3 separate regions of the Homo sapiens genome follow, and regions 1 and 3 are each linked to region 2. Evidence: chromatin loops called from intact Hi-C (ENCODE). Cell type or tissue: mammary epithelial cell. All regions are shown on one strand.

Region 1 (8,000 bases), 370 kb after region 2:
AGTTTTACTGTGGACAATATCCTTGGCTGGCAGTTCTTTTCTTTCAGCACTTTGAATATATCATCTCATTTTCTCCTGGCCTGTAAGGTTTCTGCTGAGAAGTCCACCAATTGTCTGATGGGGATTCCCTTATACATGACTTGTTGCTTTTCTCCTCCTGTTTTTATCATTCTCCCTTTGTCTTTCAGTTACAACAGTTTGACAATAATGTGCCTCACAGAGTACCTTTTAAGGTTGAATCTATTTGGGAATCTTTCAGCTTCCTCTATGTAGATGTGTATATCTCTTCCAAGATTTGAGAAGCTTTCGATTATTATTTTATTAAATAGGTTTTCTATGCCTTTTTCCGTATCTTCTCCTTCTGAAATTCCAAACATTTGAAAGTTTGTTTGCTTGATAGAGTTCCATATTTCACATAGGTTTTCTTCATTCTTTTTTCTTTTTCTTTTTTTTCTGATTAACTATCTTCAAGTACAAAAATTATTTATTCTGTTTGATCTAGTCTAATTTTGAAGTTCTTGATTGAATTTTTTATTTGATTCATTGAATTTTTCAGTTCCAGGATTTCTGATTGGCTCTTTTCCATACATATCTTCTTATTGAATTTCTAATTCAGATCATGAATTGTTTTCCTGATTTCTTTGTATTGTTTATCTGTGTTCTCTTATATCTCACTGAGCTTTCTTAAGATCATTATTTGAATTTATTTTCAGACATTTCATAAATGTTATTTTCTCTGGGGGTTTGTTAATGGAGAATTATTGTGTTCCTTTGGAAGTGTTCATGTTTCCTTGCTTTTTCATGTTTTTTGTGTCGTTATATTAATATCTGTGAATCTGGTGCAGTTTTTTTCTTCTTCCAAGTTTATAGAGTGGCTTCATAAAGAGAGATGTTTTCCTATAGATGTATTTATAATGTCAGTTGGGTAGGGTGCTTTGGCTTTGGTTCTGGGTGGGCATTGTAGTGTAGTCACCAAATGATCATTTCTGCTGTAATCAGCATCAGCAGTGTCCTTGAGTTCCTGAGTGGCTTAGGCTGTGGTTGTTTGTGGAGCTTATAATGTGGCTTTTCTGGGGAGGGGTGCACCAGCTGGGCTAGTCGTCAGGCCCTTAGGTGACATGTCGGGGCACCAGAAGTGGTGATGGCTTTCCCCTAGTGGACCAGTCTTTGAACCCCAGGTGGGATATGTGGTGCCAGTAATGGCAACAGCAAGTCAGGTAGGCCAGTCTTCAGGCCCCTAGGTAGGGAATATGGGCGCCAGTGGTGTCTGCAGCTAGTCAGGTATATTTTTGTTATGTTTTGTTTTGTTTAACTCAATGATAGGCTATAAGCCAAAGTTCTGGCTATTTTTTCACAGGTAAAAGGAAGTGTAGCATTTATGGCATTAGATGAGAGATCACCTTAAATTTGCCTTAGTGCAAATCTCATCTGTCTGAATTTATCACGAACAGGCATATTTGGGCAAATAAGCATATATATGATCCAGAAAGGATGATTCAAGGTTTGTTCTTTGTGTGGAAAGTGGTTCAGAGCATAGAATTTGAAGTCAAATAGAGCTAGCTTCAAATCATGGTGTTCTTGTGTCCAAAGGCAAATTGCCTTTGGACACAATTTCTCTGAACCTTAGTGTGCATATCTTTAAAATGTGATGAAAATAGCACAACTTTACAGGGTTACTGTGAGCATTAACTGAGATCACACCCATAGGCCATATAGTACAATGCCTGGTACAAGGGATGTGCTCAGTAAATATTATCTGTGACATAAATAAGATCAAAATAAATTGAGGGAGGAGACCTAAGATATTCAGATGGGTTCTTTTTGTTGTTATTGTTTGTCTCTTGTTTTACCTTGAAGTAATATACAGAAGATGTTTCGAGGACTATTGAGCTACATAACCTCCAAGGATCACTTCAATTCTAAGGTACCAAGTCTTTATTTTATAATTAAATATCTTAAGCCATCACTCACCTTTTCTATTGGTTGTCCAATCATCACTAATTTGTTAAGAAAGGACACCCAACAAGTGCTGAAGCCAGTGTGGAGCAATTACAGGCCAGAAAATTAAAAGGAGAAAAGACTGTTCTGCACGCAGTTCAACAATTGCATAGAGCAACCAAGGTGTCCTAAGTCATCATATTGTGCATGCACGCAAAATAATGGCCAGCATGTTGAATGAGATGATACATGCCAGGCTCTGTGCTTGGCATTTTCCATGCATTGTCTCACTTAAATCTCATAACCCTGAGATAGATACACTCATTATCACCATTTCACAGAAAAGAAAAAAAAGCTTAAAGAGATTTTAGAACTTACCTGAGGTTATATAGCTAGGAAGTAGCATGAACCCAGCCTATCAAAGCTCAAGTTTAACCACTCTACTACCTATCTATTATACGTCTTCCAGCCTTTTGAAAGGATAATTAACACACTGCTTTTCAATATTTTTGTTTTAATCTATAAAGTGTTCCACACTGTCTTTGTGAAGTAGAAAATCAGCAGGTACTGTGAATTAAGTAATAGACTGGAAAACTAGGTTCTGATCATAATTTGGGCACTAAATAGTGGGCAAGCCATTCAAAATCTCTGTCCTGCGAATCCTCTGCTTTAAAATAAAGTTATTGTGTTTTACATCTAAAACCCATTTCATGGGTTTAGATGTAAACCCATGAAATTGACTATTTGACTAAGAGTTGGTTTCATGGATGAAAAGTTGCAATTTCTTTTTTCTTTTCTTTTTTTTTTTTTTTTTTTGGCTTAGACGGAGTCTCGTTTTATTGCCCAGGCTGACTGCAGTGGCGAGATCTCAGCTCACTGCAAGCTCCGCCTCCTGGGTTCACACCATTCTTCTGCCTCAGCTTCCGGAGTAGCTGGGACTACAGATGCTCTGCTGATTTTTTTTTTTTTTTTTTTTAAGACGAAGTCTTGCTCTGTTGCCCAGGCTGGAGTGCAGTGGCGCGATCTCGGCTCACTGCAAGCTCCGTCTCCCGGGTTTACGCCATTCTCCTGCCTCAGCCTCCCGAGTAGCTGGGACTACAGGCACCCGCCACCATGCCCCTATTTTTTTTTTTGTATTTTTAGTAGAGACGGGGTTTCACCGTGGTCTCGATCTCCTGACCTCGTGATCCACCCGCCTTGGCCTCCCAAAGTGCTGTGATTACAGGCGTGAGCCACCATGCCCCGCCTAATTTTTTCTATTTTTAGTGGAGACGGGGTTTCACTGTGTTAGCCAGGATGGTCTGATCTCCTGACCTCATGATCCGCCCGCCTCGGCCTCCCAAAGGCATTTTCTTAACCATCACAAAATGTGTAGAGGACAGTTCCTTGGTATTTACCTGACTTAGTAACATGGAGCATTTTCTCATTGAAAGCTCCAAGGCCTGGCACTTTCTCTTCTTCTTGGCACCTTTGCTTCTGGGATTTCACTTTCTACTGCAATATCTTCTCTCCTAGATCTTTATTATCTCTACCCAAATTCACTTTGTAACCAACATACAATTAAAGGTGAAAATGTCATAATAAAATCCATCTGCTTTATCTATCCAAGGCTGGAGACTTTCTTCAAAACCAAGGACGTTGTTAAATTGCTGACTACCCTAACTAAGGGTACTAGTCCTTGGTATGCCTGAGAAACAATAGCATAGTACTATTACTGGTGACCAAATCATTTGAGATTAAGAAGAAAATAAACTCATTTCCAGAGTTGGTCATGGGAGGAGAGGGGAGAGAGGAGAGAGGAGACCCTTTTAATAATCAATTATTAACTCGTTCTGCCCATGAAAATATTTTTCAGACTTGCTTCCAACCCTTAAGAATGGAGGAAAAGAATACAAAATGACATCAGCCCAGTCATTATTTTCATTCTCTCCAATACCAGTAGGTAGATTTTTGGCTGATAAATCATAGTTTTCAAATTCCTCCGATGGAAAATTCTTTGACTATAATGATTGAATACCCATTAATGTTGACAAAGTTGGACTGCCTGGCCTTGTTCTTAGGTTAAAACTGATGAGCAGACCCACTCCTTACCTTGATGATGTAAAAAAGACTAACACAATCCTAGTACAAAACAATTTTATGACTCTGGCCAGTGACTACTTGGAAAGAAAAAGACATCAAACTTTCCCCCCAAATTTTGATAATACCAAATGTCCTCCCCAAAAGGTGTTGAATAGGAGAAAGAGAAAATAGAGATGCCAGTGATACTGTACAAAATCAAATCTGAATTTCGACTATTGCAACCTAATAGGGGTTTAGTCACTTAAGAAAAAAAAAAACCTATTATTGGACACTTACATGTGCCAGGTGATATGAAGATAAAGAATACCATTCTTCCCTGAAGGAGTTGACAGTGTACTTACTGAAGGAGATGGTGAAGTAATCAGAGAATTCTAAGTTAGATTTGAGTGCTTTCCCCACCACGACCCATCACACCCACAGCAGAGTTGGTCTAATTCTAGCTTTAGGAATCAGTTCACACCAGCTCCTTGAACAGTTGGATCCATAACCAAAAACCACAAGATGAGGGGTGAAATGTTCAGCCATCTCTGTAACAATGACTCAAGCAGTCAGAAGCCCACAGAAGGCTGGAGCTGTATTGGAGATGCTGCTGCCAAAGCTTCATGCTGACTCCATCTGTGTCATCAGCATTAACATCACACCTCCTCAACATCTTGGGGCAGAGCTCACTTCTGACATTTTCACACTAGCAGCCAGTCAGATTCTGAAACTGATGTTTATGCTGCTGACATGTCATCTTCTTTTAGCCCTCTTGCATCAGTCTGTCTGCTGTGCCTTTTCCACAGCGCAGCTCAGCTCAGTGTGGATCACAGGCAGTCAAAAAAAAAACAAGACAGGAAGTAACCCTAACGTCATGGAGTCCCTCCACAGGAGATGAGTAATTTGTGGGGAAATATTAATGTTCTGAGTGTCCTCATCCCATCCTCTCCTGTTTTCATATTTCTGGTCCCACTGGCCCAAGCATCTTATTCCTCCACGTTCTTTGCCCTGATGCAGAGAAGCTGGCTTTGTTGTTCTTCTTAAGGACACTTCAGCCTTTTGCTTTCAATCAGCCAGCTCTTCATTCAAGAGATCACCCTTTTGCTTCCTTGTGTCCATCACAATTTTCTTCTCAAGATAATCACCTCAGGTCCATAAGAGGCTGCTCCAGACACTTTGCAATGAATATGCTAATGTTGTCCTGTTTTTTAATTCTGTGATTTTTGAAAAATCTCCAGAAGTTAGTATTATTCCAATTTAAGTTACATTTACCACATATTTACTACTTTCCTGATGTTTTTCCTTTTTTTTTTTTTTTGAGACGAAGTCTCGCTGTGTTGCCAGGCTAGAGTGCAGTGGTGTGATGGCTTACTGCAACCTCCGCCTCCCAGGTTCAAGCCATTCTCCTGCCTCAGCCTCCTGAGTAGCTGGGACTACAGGTGCGTGCCACCACACCCAGCTAATTTTTGTATTTTTGGTAGAGATGGGGTTTCACCATGTTGGTCAGGATGGTCTCAATCTCTTGACCTTGTGATCCGCCTGCCTCGACCTCTCCAGTGCTGTGATTATAGGCATGAGCCACCGCGCCTGGCCCCTGAATTTTTTCTTGTACCTTAGAACATCTATCTGCAATTTTCCTTCTGCATGAAGAACACGTGTTAGAATTTCCTTTGAAGAAAATGTGCTGATGACAAACTCAGCTTTTGTTTATTTAAAAATAACTTTATTTACTTTTATCTTGAATTATTTACTTTTATCTTGAAATATGCTTTCCCTGAGTGTGGAATTCTTGGTTGGCAGTTACTACATCAAACTGAGAATAATCCACTATCTTCTGGCTTCTGTTGTTGCTACTGAGAAGTCAACTTCAGACTAACTTTTATTCTTTTAAAGATAATATATCTTTTTGCTGTGGCTGCTTTTAAGATTTTTCTCTTTGTCTCTGGTGTTGTACAGTTTTCCTATGATGCGTCTAGGTATAGATATCTTTTTATTTATCTGGTTGGGGACAAATTCTAAAAGAGCTATAACACTAGTTATGGCATTTTTATTTCCAGGGGTTCTCTATTTGGCTCTTTCATCAAATTTGTGATATCATTTTTATAGTATCCTATTACTTGAAGTCATTTTCAAACTTGTCTTCTATTTCTCTGAGCATATTTAACATGTCTATTTTATAGGCTTTCTCTGATATTCCAATATCTGAAATAACTGCAAGACTTTTTCTTTTTGTTTTTTGTTTGCTTTTATTGGTTCTTATGCATGTCAATTTGTTTTCTTATAGGCTTGGTTATCTTTGGCAGTGTGATGACTTTTTTTTTTTTTTTTTGAGATGGAGTTTCACTCTTCTTGCCCAGGCTGGAGTACAATGGCATGATCTCGACTCACTGCAACCTCCACCTCCCAGATTCAAACGATTCTCCTGCCTCAGCCTCCCGAGTAGCTAGGATTATAAGCATGCACCACTATGCTTGGCTAAATTTTTTCTTATTATTATTATCTAGTAGAGACGGGGTTTCACCATGTTAGTTAGGCTGATTTTGAACTCCTGACCTCAGGTGATCCACCCGCCTCAGTCTCCCAAAGTGCTGGGATTACAGGCGTGCACCACCACGCCCAGCCTGTGATGACCTTTCTACTCCGGGAAAAAAAAAAAAAGTCATTGGAATGATCTCAGGCTTTCTTCATAGAGTACTTGGATTTTCTTCTGTCGGGTGCCCAAGAAAACCACCAATTGAGAACCATCTTGTTTTGTCTTTTATTAGATTTCTCACCTTGTTTGAACCCTGGATTTTTATCTCTGTAATCCTCATCTTACATCAAAACAATAGTTTAAAAGTGCAAGAGTACCCTCGGAAGAAAATAAGCTTCCATGGTCAGCTTTCCTTTCAAGATTTCTGGTTTCTCTTCAGCTTCTCTTGTCAGTTCTTTGATGTTTTAAGATTTTTTTTCAGAAGGAATGGTACCAGTTCCTCCTTGTACCTCTGGTAGAATTCGGCTGTGAATCCATCTGGTCCTGGACTCTTTTTGGTTGGTAAACTATTGATTATTGCCACAATTTCAGAGCCTGTTATTGGTCTATTCAGAGATTCAACTTCTTCCTGGTTTAGTCTTGGGAGAGTGTATGTGTCGAGGAATGTATCCATTTCTTCTAGATTTTCTAGTTTATTTGCGTAGAGGTGTTTGTAGTATTCTCTGATGGTAGTTTGTATTTCTGTGGGATCGGTGGTGATATCCCCTTTATCATTTTTTATTGTGTCTATTTGATTCTTCTCTCTTTTTTTCTTTATTAGTCTTGCTAGCGGTCTATCAATTTTGTTGATCCTTTCAAAAAACCAGCTCCTGGATTCATTGATTCTTTGAAGGGTTTTTTGTGTCTCTATTTCCTTCAGTTCTGCTCTGATTTTAGTTATTTCTTGCCTTCTGCTAGCTTTTGAATGTGTTTGCTCTTGCTTTTCTAGTTCTTTTAATTGTGATGTTAGGGTGTCAATTTTGGATCTTTCCTGCTTTCTCTTGTAGGCATTTAGTGCTATAAATTTCCCTCTACACACTGCTTTGAATGTGTCCCAGAGATTCTGGTATGTGGTGTCTTTGTTCTCGTTGGTTTCAAAGAACATCTTTATTTCTGCCTTCATTTCGTTATGTACCCAGTAGTCATTCAGGAGCAGGTTGTTCAGTTTCCATGTAGTTGAGCGGCTTTGAGTGAGATTCTTAATCCTGAGTTCTAGTTTGATTGCACTGTGGTCTGAGAGATAGTTTGTTATAATTTCTGTTCTTTTACATTTGCTGAGGAGAGCTTTACTTCCAAGTATGTGGTCAATTTTGGAATAGGTGTGGTGTGGTGCTGAAAAAAAAGTATATTCTGTTGATTTGGGGTGGAGAGTTCTGTAGATGTCTATTAGGTCTGCTTGGTGCAGAGCTGAGTTCAATTCCTGGGTATCCTTGTTGACTTTCTGTCTCGTTGATCTGTCTAATGTTGACAGTGGGGTGTTAAAGTCTCC
Region 2 (8,000 bases):
AAGTGACCTAGTCGGGAAATGGAGACACCAAGTCTTATGATGGGTCTAGCTTTCTTCCTGTTTCTTTCTACTCAGAAGATCTTTCAGTGCCCGGCCTCCTTCTTCCTCCTCAGCATTTACCCTTTTTCCTGCCTCTCATCGCCCCTTGAGACCCCGTGATGGTCTTGGAAATGTCCCAGATATCTTAGACCTCCTATGCAGTTTCTCCCTTCACATCTTCCTACCTCTAAATGTTTCTCCCTTTTCCTTCATCCCTAAACTCTTTTTGTCTCCTTTGTCTGAGCTCAGTGTTCCCTCTGCTCAATCAGAAGTCAATTCTCGAATGCTCCATTTCTCTTATCTGACACCCTCATCGGCTTTGCACCCTTTTTTGCAACTCTGTCCAGGATAATATCATGAAAGCAACTCCAAACGCATACCACATACCAGCCCCGCCCAAAGCCCCGTAGTTCCTTCCTTTTTAGCAACCTGCACCCTTTCAACCGCCCCTACCCCTATTCTTATGCCTTCCCAGCCTGCCATGTAAGGCTCACACATAGACGCAAAAGATTGCAGAAAAGGCAACAACGTCACCTACAATTTTTACTGGTACTGTGTGTCCCAAGTATGTCTCCTCAAACTGTAGGTAGGGCTTTTAAAATTTACTGTAATTCTGACTTCAAGAAATTCTAATTAGCTTTAGGTTCTGCCTTGTATTCTGGTACTATACCAAAGGTGCCTTTTCCCTTGCATCCATGTCTTGCTGATTGCATTTTCTATGTGTGTGTTTTGCTTATTCTTGAGCCCAATCAGAATGGCCTCCAATCAAATTGACTTCAGAGGCTGAGTTCAAACAGAGATCAGACAACCACTCGATCAGGGAAGATATGGGTGGAATTCAGACATTGGGGGAGATATTTGATAAGATGGCTTCTAAACATCATCTCTTTTAAAACCTGCGATTCTCCTTAAACTGATCATTCAGTGTAAGAGTTTTGCCTTTTCTTGTGTGTTTTCCACTATACTAAAGGCCATTTGCCCCACCTGGGAGATACCTAACTCTTGGACTTACCTGTGATAGTTAAAGAAATAGTGCTGTTCAAGGGAAAGAGAGGAAAAGGTTGCAAGCACACTTTGGATTTATCTGATCATCTAATGTGTTAGACCAGGAGATCCCTCAGCAGGAGTTAAAATGCTCTGTGTGAGGATGTCACATGCTTCTTTTGTCTAGTTTCTCCTTTTGGATCCCAGATCGTTCATAGACTCAAATAGTCCAAGAGCTAGAAGGATCCCCAAAGGTTGTCTCAGTGCAGGCAGCCTCCATGGCTGGCCCTGCATTTGGCCAAAGAATGTCCAATGACAGAGCCCTCACAGCCTTCTCCAGACACAAAGTGACCTTTCCAAATCTGGACTAAACTACCAGAATATTTTTCTTATAGTGGATCGGAAATATTTCTCTTTGACGTGTCTCTCCATTAGTTTCATTCTATTTCCTGAAGCTGGGTGGAGCAAATCCCACCCTTTTCTAATTAAGAGTCCTTTAAATATTCAAAGACAGCAATTACAGAGTTGCATCTTTATCTGCCTAAATATTTCCAGTTCTTCAAGTTCCTCATGACACGGTTGCTTCATCTTTGTTGTCCTATTGTCTGGGTCCTGCATTTTTCCTGGTGTCGGGTGCAGAGCAGAATGGAATGCTCTGCCAATCCAAAGGGGAACAAGACTCTCCTTCCCTCACCACTCATTTTCCTGTTTCTCCACTCATGACCCCGTGTCCCTGATGGGGACACGTATGCTCCAGACCCTCTGATACTTACTCCTGTAGAAGTAATTCTGGATTTTGATCCCATCTTTCACAGCGGGCTTGTCACTAAAGGTTCTCAGTTTTAGATCTGTTTGCGTGAAAGGGAATGTTTTTGCTGCTTTTCTTGATTTCTCTAAATCCTTATGGCTGTTTTTTTGTTTTGTTTTGTTTTTTGTTTTTGTTTGTTTTTTTTTAACTTGAGTTTGTAACAGGGCTTAATTATCTTCAGGGCAGTTTAACCCTTTCATATTCAGCCCTAGGCCCAACATAGGTCTGAGAAATATTTAGTGAGTTTATGGTTCATAGCAATATCATCATTGACATACTTTCTTCTGCTTTGTCATCCTCCTCCTCATCATCATCGTCATCATTTAAGTGGCACACAACTTCTTTTGCTTAAAGTTATTGCTGTCTTTTGTCTTTATTCCTGTAATACCAATGTTAGTTATGGAGAAAGAGCTCATAAAGTAGCTGCAGCAGAATCAGAGACTCGTGCAACTTCAAGTATCATTTCCAATGCACTAGTAAGTGGAGCTAAGATCAGAACCCAGGGTTCCTGACCTCCTCCTGCACCGTATGTCTAGACTATGTCCTGTCTCTGGAGAAAAGTGGGAGTGACACTCACTGATCATCCTCAGTACAGGGCATTGAGCCACACCATTAAGGAGTATTGATTGGCTCCCCCTCTGTGAGAACAGTATGCTGGGTGTGACACAGACAGAGAGACCCAGACCGAGTCTGCAGGAGAAAACTGGTCATGATGTCAAACGTGGAGGAAACAACCAATAGGCCTAGTGGGATGCTCTCTATTTATCAGCACAGTTACTGGAATCCAAACAAAGAAACTTTCCAGAATGACAACCGTGCTCTGCCACTGAACTGTAGGTGAGCATGTGGTTTGTGACGTATTATTTCATTCTGCCATCATACCAGTTGTGAGATCTTGCTTGTGAAACTAAGTTAACTCCATTTTATGGACAAAGAAACTGAGGTGAGAGTAGTTAATTGAGCATAAAATAAGTAGCAGAGATAGGTATCGAGTCTAGATCTGTTGAAGCCTAGAGCTTGTTTTGCCACGTCATATTGTCTCATTGACTCTTCCAGCAGTCCTGGCAAGGGAGTCCTTAATTTCAGCAAAACAAATCTCAGACCAATTTCCACTGGACTCTATTAAACTCCACTACCTTTCTGATGTTGGTGGCAGCTCTATACTGAACCATACGTGAAGATTGAACTTGGAATAAAATAATAAAGCTCCATTTGTTAAAAACCACAGCTACTTCATGAGCTGTTTCTCCATAAGCAACATAGACACTACAGTAATAAAGATTAAAAAACAAAACAATAATAACCGTAAGCAAAAGAAGCTGTATGACACTCAAATGAGGAGGAGGAGGAGGAGGATGACAGTGATATCTGCCAGGGTGGGTTAGTATAAATGAGACCGTGTTCCTCTGGAGAAAGATACTATTTGGACATACAGTCTGTTTTCACTAAGGTGGGGAGCAGTATGTGTCCAGAGCTCTAGAGGGACCGAAAGGCCAAGTGTCCACGGTGGCAAGAGAATCCAGGAGACTGGACCATCAAGTCTTTTACTCAGAGACTGGAGACCACGCCTTACCTCTCGGAACAGCCCTGTGTGAACCTCCGACTTTATGATACGTTGTGATTGTGATACAGGACTTCCCATGCAGCGCGTAAGCCATGCAGGCTTATTACTCACACCACACTCACCTGGACCCAGAGACCTCCAGGCACTGAGGACTGCGTCTCCCGGAAGTATTTCCCTGAGAAATTGCAGAGGACCTCAGTCCTGCAACTCACACAGAGGCTGTTCTTCGTGGCCGGAACCGGACCCCACGCCCTCTGGGGCACATCCCTGAGTGCGAGCACTCTTCTCTCGCCCTCCTCCCACCCAGGCACCGTCCCAACTGGGCACTGCCTTGCTATGCCCCACATCTCCCACAAGGGGGAGCCGCCGGAGGGCAGCTGGGGCTGCGGAATTTTGGAAGCGCAGAAGTTTTCTCCTCCTGTCCTGTAACTGGTTTTCACTCACTCAACTGAGAGATTTCTTTGTTGCAATGATGGGGTCTAAGATAACACTTCTGGAGGCTGCAGGCGAGAAACACAGCTGATATCATCTTTTATTGTGTGTTGTTATTTGCCTAGCATTATAAATTAAGGAGGAATAGTAACAAAGAGCTTGAAGACATGCACAGCTCACAGGCCCCGGGTGGAGGCTGGCGACATCAGACAGACAGAACCAAGACATCTGAGGGGCAACCAGGAGGTGCGTGTGGCTGCAGAGCACACAGGTAGGTACCCGCAAGAGGACAGTCGTGACGGGGGGAGGAGCGGATGGAGCATTCACAAAAGGTGGTCAGCAGAGATTAAAGGGGAAAGGCAGTGCAGAGGAGTTGGGAGATGGAGGGAGAGAAGAGGGAGGAGTCCCAAAGGAGCGCAAAAGAAAAAAATGTTTGCAGGGTGTGATACAAAAGGCTGACCACGGAGTGGGAGAGGGAGGGTTTGGAAAGTGAATCAGAGACATAAGAGGGTTTGAAGTTGGTTCCAACTCGGCCACCCCAGAAACTTCACAAGGCAGGAGAGGATGGGAGATTGACACAAAAGGCTCAGTTGCACAAGAAAATTCAAAGTGAGTAGGTGTGCCAGAAAGTCAATCTAATCATTCTGGTTGTGTGTCGTATAGCCACACCCACTCCGGACTTTAACCCAAACTAGAAGGAATTCTGGTCTGAGTGTGTTTTCAGGTCCTCTCTGCTCGGAACTCATGTTTCACACTTTCCCTTTCTTCCTTCGGCTCTTCCACAGTCGCTCTAGGTAATGGAATAGGAGTCAGAAATTCCGTGTTCTAGTCCAGGCTTTGCCACTTGCTGGTGAGATTAGCTTAAGAAAGGAAATATCTGAGTTTCCTTTTCCTTTGTCTATAAAAGGAAGATAATAATATATTACTTATGAGCCCTACAGGGTTTTTCTGAGGGTTGAATAAGTCAGATAGTGTGAATGAATGCTCTTAATAGATTACAATTGCTAGTTAAATAAAAGATGGCATTAATAATAATTAATCAGTTAATATATTCTTCCTATCCTCAACAGCGGGTTTGCCTACTGAGCTGTGGAGATATATATATATATATATATATATATATATATATATATATATATGAAGAATCAGATAATATATAACATATACGTTATATAGATATATTAGCCTTAACCTCCTATCTGTGAGAAAATTTAGAATTTATGACTCTATTTCCACAGCACATGTTAGAGTAACCTCTTTGGGAGATAAATAGGAATCTTTGTATACTTACCTTTTAGCCACCATCAAATGTTCTTTTCCCCGACCTCAGCTACAGTTTTGTATTTCTCAAACATGCAGATAATGATTGATGGTGTCTGCCTGGCTACCTGACTGATGAGTGATTTGTCTGTGTCCTGGACACTGCTGCCAGAGCAAATGTCACACCATGTCTCAGGCACATGATCAGACTAAATATGCTTGGAAGAAGCAAATAAGAGACTCTGTTAATCAGTTAATCATCCCATCACTATATTCACTGCCTGAAATGTGTTTGCTTTTTTTTTTGTTTGTTTGTTTGTTTTTGGTCTGGGTCATTTGTTACTTAGTTCCTTGAAATGTCTTGGATGAAAATTGGGTTCTGCACACTGGATCTGGCTGGTTGATTCTGCCTGCGAAGACTGAAGTTGGCTTTGATGCCTATAGATGCACTCACCCTTCGCTCGGGTTCCAGAGGCCATGTGGTGTATGGGGAAGGCAATGTAGATGGTGGGAAAATCACTTGACTTCTCTTGCTCATCTGTCAAATGAAACTGTTACCATCCTTCCTTCGTGCATCCAAATATAGATGTAAGGAGCACATGTGATTATACTGCACACACCAACAGTTCCTGACTATCCAAGTGCTGTATAATTATAAGGTTTTATAGTCATTATTCTGCTGCATGTTTCTTACTAGTGATTTACCCGTATTGCACAATTAAAATTATTTGAAAAGCTGTCTTTCCCCAGCTGTTAATATAGTCCCTTACTTTTTTTCATTTCCACCAATCAACTGATAAATCAAATATTTATAAAGATGCTAAATTTGTCATATACCTACTCACCATCAAAAAGTTAGTATCCTATGTAAGTCACATGAATGGATGCGCAATGTGTACATAGACTATTTGTATTTTTCTAAAAATACTAAATACATATATACATCCTTTTTTCGCCCATGTGCCTATTCCCCTTTTAATAAAAATATATGTAAATATGTATTTGAGCAAGAAACATAATACCTACATCCACACACACAGCATCTTCGCTTAGATAGCAGATTTAATGGGGGAGAGGAACAAACGCATCACTCTATCAGCATTGCAGCTATTTCAGAGTCCAGAAGTGACCACAATGCACAATTCATGTGGTTAAAAAAATGATGGATCAATTTCTGCCCTGTTCCTAGTAATGAATATCAATATCTTGCCTCTTCTAGACAGACTGTCAACAGCTTCAGATGTTTTTAAATGAGTTTTTAAAAATAAATTTGCGAAGTCAATTATTTTGAATCTCATCTGAAGCAATTAAAAAACATCCTGACATTTAAGGTGATATTTTTTCCCAAGTAAAATAATTATAAATAATACTAATTATGAGCAAATCATTCAGTTACTCTCAGTCTGGTTCAACCTTTAGGTTAATAAACCAATCCATTAAAATTCATCTTGCTCAAAGGACCAATTTGTTAAAAAATGTAGCGACCTTTCACCACAAGTATGATTGATATTTTCTTTAACAATAATCAGAGCTGTCTTTCCCAGAACAGAGTATGGTCAAGTGATAGGTATAGAAAACTAGGGTTCTTTTATACCTCTCTTGGTAATACTTCTCAGATAGGTACAGAATGATATTGATGATGATGAAGATGGTGGTGATAATGTACAAAATTAAAACTCTAATGTTAAAGAGAGTACCTTAAAAAGATATTTGAAAGCCTCAAGGCAACTGTTCACAAAACCCAACTATATTACTCTTCATGCCACAAACAGAGTTTAGATATTCCCCTCTGCCTCTAGTGTTTCGTTCTCACCAAAGGAGTAGGGCAGAGATTTGCAAATGTGTCCCATGGGCCAAATCTGGTCCACTACCTGTTATAAATAAAGTTTTGTTGGAACAAAGCCCATCCATTCATTTAGATATTGTCTTTGGCTGCTTTCCTAATACAGAGGCAGAATGGAGTTGTTACAACAGACACCACATGGTCCACGAATCTTAAAATGTTATTATCATTCTCTTACAAAAAGCGTCTGCCAACCCCTGTGTTAGGTAATGAAAAAAAAAAAACAATTCATCTTTGAATTTATAACAGTAGCTAATCTTTGAACAGCACTTTAGAGTTTACAAAGTCTGACCATGTTATGTTGTAATAGGTATTATTATCTTCACTTAACTGATGAAGAAATTGCCGACTTTTCTTCTTCTTTTAAATTATACTTTAAGTTCTAGGGTACAAGTGCACAACGTGCAGGTTTGTTACATATGTATACATGTGTCATGTTGGTGTGCTGCACCCATTAACTCGTCATTCACATTAGGTATTCCTCCTAATGCTATCTGTCCCCACTGCCCCCACCCCATGACAGGCCCCGGTGTGTGATGTTCCCCACCCTGTGTCCAAGTGTTCTCATTGTTCAATTCCCACCTATGAGTGAGAACATGCGGTGTTTGGTTTTCTATCCTTGTGATAGTTTGCTCAGAATGATGGTTTCCAGCTTCAACCATGTCACTACAAAGGACATGAACTCATCCTTTTTTGTGGCTGCATAGTAGTCCATGTTGTATATGTGCCACATTTTCTTAATCCAGTCTATCATTGTTGGACATTGGGTTGGTTCCAAGTCTTTGCTATTGTGAATAGTGCCACAATAAACATACGTGTGCATGTGTCTTTATAGTAGCATGATTTATAATCCTTTGGGTATATACCCAGTAATGGGATCACTGGGTCAAATGGTATTTCTAGTTCTAGATCCTTGAGGAATCGCCACATGGTCTTCCACAATGGTTGAACTAGTTTACAGTCCCACCAACAGTGTAAAAGCGTTCTTATTTCTCCACATCCTCTCCAGCACCTGTTGTTTCCTGACTTTTTAATGATCGCCATTCTAACTGGTGTGAGATGGTATCTCA
Region 3 (8,000 bases), 330 kb after region 2:
GGGAAAGACTATTTCAGCATACGGACTGTTGTCAAGGGAAGACAGATGAGAACAAGGTGCTAGAGTGGGCGGCCCTGGGCAGTTCTTTCTTCGAGGCAGTGGGGCTTCTGCAAATGAGAAGGATGGAGGCTGCAGGTTCAAGACAACCCTTCTCTTGTAATGCACTCTGACCATGGCAACATGGTACCAGGGGAATGATCACTACCATAACCAGAAGGGCTGTGTCAGAATATCTATTCAGCAGTCTATCTCAACAGACCCTGAGCCATGATGTCTGCAGTCTCTTAAAATGTTTAAGAAAAATACAGCCAGCAGAATTCCTGGGGATGGTGAGGTCAGGGCTTGAAGGGGTTCAGGACTCAGAGTATGGTGCTTGGAGAATATTTGAATGGTTTTCTTTCCACCACTGCTTTTCCAAGCACATCTAAACACCACCCACATGCCACTCCCATAAGATGATTCTGGTTTGGTAGTCCAGAGACCTGAGTTCAAGACCTTTCTAAGGGCCGGGTGCAACGGCTAATGCCTATAATCACAGCACATTGGGAGGCCAAGGTGGGAGTATTTCTTGGACCCAGGAGTTCAAGACCATCCTGGGCAACATCACAAGACCTCGTCTCTACAAATAAAAATAAAAATTAACCAGGCAGGGTGGCACGCACCTGTCGTCCCAGCTACTCAGGAGGCTGAAGTGGGAGGATCGCTTGAGCCTGGGTGGTCTAGGTTGCAGTGAGCTATGATCACACCACTGCCCTCCAACCTGGACAACACAGTGAGACTCAACAAAAAAAAAAAGAAAAAAAAAAAGAAATATATCTGTGAAACTCTTCTAAATTCATTGCTTTTAAAATACAACACTACAAGTTATCAATCTTGCAAGTCCAGGTTTCCTCCTTTTTAAAAGTGTGGTAATTTTAGGTGGTGAAGTATACAGAGAACCCTAGGCCACAGCATGAATCTGTACTCTAATCTCTGCACCCCCTGCTCGCTCTGTGGCATTTGGCATACATGCCTCTTTCCTGTCTAGGTCTCAATTTCCTTGTCTATAAAGAATGGGGATAAATTTTATCATTTATAAAGTCCCTGCCAATTCCAGAGCTCTGGTGTGCTATTAAAAAAAAATCCTTGAGGGCAAAGAACAGAGCGTGTGTTTGCGTGTGTGTGTGCACGCGTGCACGCACTGCATCCTCTTAGCTCTGCAAGAGGTAGAATGGACAAAGCAATTTGTTCACTAAAATGGCACAATCATTCTTGCTTTGATTTGTCTGACTATAGGAAGCACTCATCGCCACAGCACTTCTACCCACACATTAAATATTACCAATCAGCAAAATGTGAAAATATACATGTGGAGTGCAGAAAAACCCACTCAGGGAGGATACTTAGAGAAGGTAGGTCCTAAATTGCAAATGCCAGGAAAAAAAAAAGAAATCCACCCCAGCTGCCCCTCTGGCTGCAGTGAAATGCCAGGGCACTGCACAGGCATCTTGAGAACTTGGAGCCACACAACAGGGTGCATTCAGTGCTCCAGAGCCATCCGCTGCCCCACATGCTCTGGCACCAAGATACAACGTACATGCCAGTCCCTGAATTACAGTCAACCTGAAGCAGCGTCCGCCAAAGATTAAATCAAAATTTACCAGGTAAAACCCAAATGTGGTAAAGGTTCCAACAGGACAATTGGGAAAAGTGTATTAAAATGAAAAAAGAAGAGAAAAGTTTAGGGGAAAAAAAGATGCAGCCAAAACAAGGCAGCCATTGGAATTTGCCAAGTGGCTCCTTTAATTAAGGATGGTCTCCTTAAATTACATTCATTTCTCTTACCCTTTTCAGGGCAGTCCAGGGTGAATAATATGTTTGTTTCTGGCTGAAGAGGTGCCAAGTTGAAGGCAGTTTTTGGTTAATAAAACTAGTTCATGCTATCAGCCAGAAGTCCTGTCTACTTTTAGAAATCAAGAGAAACTAGTTTGATCTTAATCTTCAAGAATGACAGAACCTATTAATCCATAGCATTTTTATTTTAAAGCATATTCAGGACAAGTGAGAAGAGTAAATAATATTTCACCCTACTTTTCTGTTCCTGGAGACTCCTTCTACCTGGCTTAACACATACTAATACTTATGTTTAGCACAGCCTGCACACAGATGCCAGGCAAATCATTCCAGAAACTCTTTTAATTACTTTTTTCCCAACTCAAAAACTAGCAATCATTTTCCATTATCTATAAGACAAAAAAAATCCCCATTATTTATTTTTTAAAGATGGAATCTTACTGTATTTGCTCAAGCTGATCTCAAACCCCTAGATTCAAGCGATCCTCCCATCTCAGCCTCCCAAAGTGCTGGGATTACAGGTATGACCCACTGTATCAGGCCGGAAATTCCCATTCTTGATTCTGACAGTTAGAAATCTGAGCAGTCAATTGCTTTATCTCCTCTACCCTCATCACCCACCTCTAAAGCTTAGCCCTATTTATTCTCAACACAGCCCTTGGCGCCAACCAGACTGTCTTCTTCAATATCACCCACAATCACAGACTTACCCATCACTGTGCCCTTGTGGATACTGGTTTCTATTTTATTTGTCCAATTCACTGCTTTACCCTCAACTCCTAGCAGAGGACCAGGCATGTAGGAGGTACATAACAAGTATATGCTGAAAAAAAGAAAGAATGCAAAAGGGATAGACAATGGACTTAAAACCATTCCATTGCTTCCACCAGGCTGTATCTTAATTATCCCTATAAGGGCCACTTCAAGTGCAGCCTGCTCCATGAATCCTTCGGCTGTCTATCACACACTAACCTCTTGTGTCCTTTGAAGTTATGTAGACCTTACTAACCTGTTGAGGATGAATTTGACTGCTTCTTGTTTTTCTCACAGTGCCTAGCCTACAGCGAGTCTCTCAGTGGGTTCCTCTAATTTTCCATTTGAAGAAAGAAAAGGAAGTCAGTATTTAAAAGACTTGGATGCTGTATTTCCCTTTCAGTGCTGTCCAAGATGTTTTACTTAAATGATTTTCCTCTTCTTTTTCTTTTTTTTTTTTTTTTTTTGAGATGATAGAGTCTCGCTCTTTCCCCCAGGCCGGACTGCAGTGGTGCTATCTCAGCTCACTGCAAGCTCCGCCTCCCAGGTTCATGCCATTCTCCTGCCTCAGCCTCCCGAGTAGCTGGGACTACAGGCGCCCACCACCAAGCCCAGCTAATTTTTTGTATTTTTAGTAGAGACAGGGTTTCACCGTGTTAGCCAGGATGGTCTCGATCTCCTGACCTCGTGATCCGCCTGCCTCGGCCTCCCAAAGTGCTGGGATTACAGGCGTGAGCCACTGCGCCCGGCCTCCTCTTCTTTTTCTGATTTGTGTGATGTGGTCCTCATCTGCTGTCCTTTTGCTCTCTCTGCAGTTCAGTGCTGCATTCAGAGGACAGGGTTGGAACTAGATTGTCTTGGCTCACAGCCCAGATGTGGAATTTCCTAGCTCTGTGACCTTGGGCAAGTTACTTAACTTCTCTGAGTTCTCAGTTTTCTCATCATAGACTTGTTATGAAGGTTAACTAAATTAAACTGCTTTGAACATTGCCAGGTACATAAAATGCCAAATTCATATGACCTTTGATTATGCTCTAGCCACACTGGTCTTCTATTTCTTGAAACACGCCATACACCTTTCTACTCCAGAACTTTCACATATGTTATTCCTCAGTACCTGAAATCATTTCCTTGCTCATTCTTTCCCTTCAGGTCTCATGTTAAATGGCACTTTGTTAGGGATGCCTTTCTTGATTCATATGCAGTCTAGGTTAGGTCTCTTCTAATTTGTTCCTAAAGCTCCCTAAATATCAGCATGACACTAGTCACATTCACAATTTTTTGTTCAAAGATCATTTCCCAGGTTAGACAAGACACTCCAAAGGCAAGAAGGGGATGTATCTGTCTTATTCATTCTTTTTTTTTTTTTTTTTTTTTTTTTTTTGAGAAAAAGTCTCACTCTTGTCCCCCAGGCTGGAGTGTGATGGTGCGAACTCAGCTGACGGCAACCTCCACCTCCCAGGTTCAAGTGATTCTCCTGCCTCAGCCTCCTGAGTAGCTGGGATTACAGGCATGCGTGACCACACCCAGCTAATTTTTGTATTTTTAGTAGAGACGGGGTTTCACCATGTTGGCCAGGCTAGTCTCGAACTCCTGACCTCAGGAGATCCACCCACCTCGGCCTCCCAAAGTGCTGGGATTACAGATGTGAGCCACCACACCCAGCCTGTCTTATTCATTCTCGAACACAGAACACCTCACATGGAAATTACAAATACATATTTATTGGGTAAATGAATCAATGAACTATCGTGGGGAAACTGGAAAAGATTCATAGGACAGTCCCAGACTTCAGAACAAGGTTGCATCTGACAATAAAATTATGAGATGCAAAATAAAGTAGATTAGATTGGCCACCTAGAGAGTAAACAGAACATGGGTAGCTGAGGAGATGAAGAAACACCCAAGCCCAGGCTAGGTTGATTGGAATGTGCTGGCCTTTAGCATTACTGCAAAACAGGGATGCAGAAATGTCAGCGGTGTGTTATATAACAAGTATTTTTGCCACCTGTAATAAATCATCATGGCACATATCCCAAAAGCTTTCCTCTCCAAAGGGAGCCTGGGATCCAAGTTGCCTAGATAATTTTAGCGGTGCCCCCTTTTGGTACATGTCTGAAGAACAATGGTTCTCCCATGTTGTTGCTTTATTCACTTCTTATTTGGCTGAAGGGGAGGGAAACAGGGTAGGGAGTTGAGGCAAGTAGGTCAGCAACACATGCCAAAAAGGACTAGAGATTAAAACACATGTTTATGGCTGGCAAAGGGCCCCTTCCCACAATCTATCTGGAGAGTAGAAAATAGCTCACCATGAAATATTAAATAAGTGAACTTGCTACAAGCACCCACAGTACAGTTTCTAAAATATACTCACACATTTCTGAGCCTCCTAATTAATCAGAGGAAGTTGGAACCTCACGGCATTGTAGACAGCTCTAACAAGCTGGTTTTAAAGGAGTTAAAGAAATGTGTTGATTGGAGCAAGTCAGCATTCACAATAAGGACAGAATGTTCTCAAACGCATCGAGGCAGTTCTGTAGTGGAGAAGGAAGTGAACTTGGGCCTACCGGGAGATGAATGCCTTTCTCCAGAATCCCAGCCTCAAAACTTCCCTTTTTGAACTGTCTTCACAGCCTCTTATTGGGATACCAATACCTGCATTTTAGTTTGTGTTCCTCAGACTGCCAGGTGGAACGAGTACAAAGGAGTAGCAAGTGGCAGAGGAAGCCTGCAGGGAGAAAGGAGTGGGGTCCCCTGACGGCCTGCAGAGCCACAAACAGAGGAAAAAAAGTCATCCTTCTCATTTCTGCAGAAAGTGAAAGAGGGGCAAAAGATCCGCAAATTAGTTCATTATGAACGCCTTTGTGAATAACCTCCACGTTTGCTCTCGAGTAGATTTCATAATTCTTTCAATAGCTTTGAGAATAAAATGGGTAAAAAGTTAACTTCCTTTTGGTCCTCTTATCAAGAGTAAATAAAGTTCAACTTTGCATTTTCTCAGTTTAGCCAGCCCCCCTTCCTGGGACCCAGTGATCAAGTATGTGATTGAGAGAATTCAATAAACATGAGGAAATGGGACCTGTTTGGGAACAAAGATCCCAACGGGCTCTTCTCCAAAGAGAACCTGACTCTTCCCTGACACCATTCACAAGCCTCGGCTGGAGAGGCTTTCTTACCTTTGCAGGCAGGTGCTGAGCCACCAGGCGGGCCTGGCCTGACCCTAGAACTGCAGTGTGCTTCCCTTTTAAATAAACTAAGCTGAGCAGGAAGACAAGAAGAAAGATAATGTCCGTGATGAATGGGCAGTCAGGCTAGCTGGCTTTCCAAACTCGGTTCCTCCAGCATCCCTCTAGGTGACCTTGTCTAAATTATCTCCTGTTTCGAGGCCTTGGCTTCGCATTCTGTACAATGCAGATGACAATTTCACCCTTACCTTGTTTGCTGGTTCAGCATCAAACTGCCATCCGACCTCATGGTTGCATGGAGGGCATCTGACCTTCATGTAATATCAGACAGAATAACCAATATTTCCAGTCAATGCTTATGTTAAAAAAGAAATAAGCATTTCATCCAAATAACCTGAAAAAAAAGACAAAATCGGTATTTCCAACAAAAGTATTAAAAAATCTTTTAAATTTTATAAGCTGTGCATCTGTTACCTACCGAAAAATAACTATTTTGAAAATCGAGTCAACAATTTCAGAGCTTTTCCACTAATTCTTAATGTATTATTTTACATCAAGACTTAACACCATGGGTTGATTTTGATTAGATGAATGCTTTGTAATTTATCAGTGTTCTCTACTTTACCATCAATCACCTTCCCTAAAACAGCACAACTCAGGGGCTTCAACTGCCCCAGGTGGTGGGATGCTCCTTCCACTCTCTTTCAGCAGGGGGTCTTTACCGGGAGTGATCTCAGAATATATGAAACACCCTTTAGGGACTTGTTTAAAAACCTTGGCTGGGCGCGCTGGCTCACGCCTGTAATCCCAGCACTTTGGGAGGCCGAGGCGGGCGGATCACGAGGCCAAGAGATCGAGACCATCCTGGCTAACACAGTGAAACCCCGTCTCTACTAAAAATAAAAAATAAAATAAAAAGATAAAAAATTAGCCCGGCATGGTGGTGGGCGCCTGTAGTCCCAGCTACTTGGGAGGCTGAGGCAGGAGAATGGCGTGAATCTAGGAGGCGGAGCTTGCAGTGAGCCAAGATCGCAGCACTGCACTCCAGCCTGAGTGACAGAGCAAGACTCCATCTCAATAATGATAATAATAATAATAAATAAAATAAAAACCTTTTGTATACAAAAATTCAGAGCAAAGAATAGCCTATTCCATAAGGGTCATGAGGCCTCAGAGATTATCACATCCAATTACAGATGAGACAACAAAGGCTCACAGAGGTTACATACATTGCCAAAATGTATACAGCTAATTGATGACAAAACTAAGTCTGGAACTCAAGTTCCTTGAAACCCACTACAGTGCATTTTGCAATATATTTTATTTACAGTCAAATTAGGCTAATAAATATTTACTGAGTGCCTTGAAGGCGAAAAACACCATGCTAGGTGAGGTGAGGGATACAAAAATAAAAAAAAAATCACTTTCAGTCCTCCCAGGGCTTGATACTGGGAGAGGAAAGACATTGCTTTAATTTAAGGCAGCTTTGGAAAAACTACAGTATTCCAGATTAAATAGTAAAAGGTTGGGAAAGATGAAAAAAAGTAATTTTGGTTCTGAAGGAACCAAACCCATTGAAGTTTTCTTTTGAGCTCAGCCTTGAAGGATGCTACATTTGACAGGAAGCCATGCAGATAGAAAGCATTCTAGAAGCTCAGGGCACAGTTGTAAAAGTAGATGTGGTTATGAGCTCTCTGCTGATTTCACTAGTTCATTAGAGAAGGTGGTGTCTGAATCTGTAGCGACTGGATACGTGGCTCAGTACTCTGCTCTGGGTGTGCACGGCTAGCCTCTGATCTGTATTCAGTCATAGCATAGGCCATAGGGTTTACCCATTGATGAAAAGCCTAGAGTGTTTGGGTTCATTCCCATCACTTACCAGCAGTGTGATTTTGTGCAAGTTATTGAACCTCTCTCTGCCTCAGTTTCCTCATTTGTAAAGTGGGGATTATAACAATACGTCTCTCTTAAGATTGTCATAAGGGTTAAATTAGTTCATTTAAATAACCTTACACACATGGCTCACACCTGTAATCCCAGCACTTAGGAAGGCTGCGGTGGGTGGATCACTCGAGGTCAAGAGTTTGACACCAGCCTGACCAACATGGTGAAACCCTATCTCTGAAGCTACATCTCTACTAAAAATACAAAAATTAGCTGGACGTGGAGGCGGGCACCTGTAATTCCAGCTCCTCAGGAGGCTGAGGCACAAGAATCGCGTGAACCCAG

The links. Peaks named below come from ENCODE experiments on the same cell type or tissue, not always from the same donor. Only the 100,000 strongest peaks of a DNase experiment are listed, where the experiment ranks them.
Region 1: it touches region 2 in a loop (7-fold over the local background); 4 of 110 quality-filtered maps call a loop at or near these places.
Region 3: a loop joins it to region 2, with 9 times the contacts of the local background. A loop is called at or near these places in 2 of 110 quality-filtered maps.

The regions. Positions count from the first base shown.
Region 1 is chr11:121,826,130-121,834,129 of GRCh38, reverse strand. No RefSeq gene overlaps it. Among named protein-coding and RNA genes, the nearest start is that of MIR125B1, 270 kb to the left of the region's middle. In mammary epithelial cell, no CTCF peak of the experiment used is centred here; a DNase peak (open chromatin) is centred at 4,709; H3K27ac peaks cover 983 bases.
Region 2 is chr11:122,198,862-122,206,861 of GRCh38, reverse strand. The region is part of intron 2 of MIR100HG (mir-100-let-7a-2-mir-125b-1 cluster host gene); the gene reads left to right. Among named protein-coding and RNA genes, the nearest start is that of MIR100, 51 kb to the right of the region's middle. RefSeq lists an enhancer at 3,473-3,682. In mammary epithelial cell, a CTCF peak has its summit at 3,753 (motif pointing right); DNase peaks (open chromatin) are centred at 3,511 and 4,381; H3K4me3 peaks cover 1,151 bases; H3K27ac peaks cover 1,936 bases.
Region 3 is chr11:121,867,487-121,875,486 of GRCh38, reverse strand. It overlaps LOC107984402 (a long non-coding RNA gene), which reads right to left and starts at 6,165. Exons shown (of 3, transcript XR_007062925.1): 1 at 6,020-6,165. In mammary epithelial cell, a CTCF peak has its summit at 4,682 (motif pointing left); no DNase peak of the experiment used is centred here; H3K27me3 peaks cover 227 bases.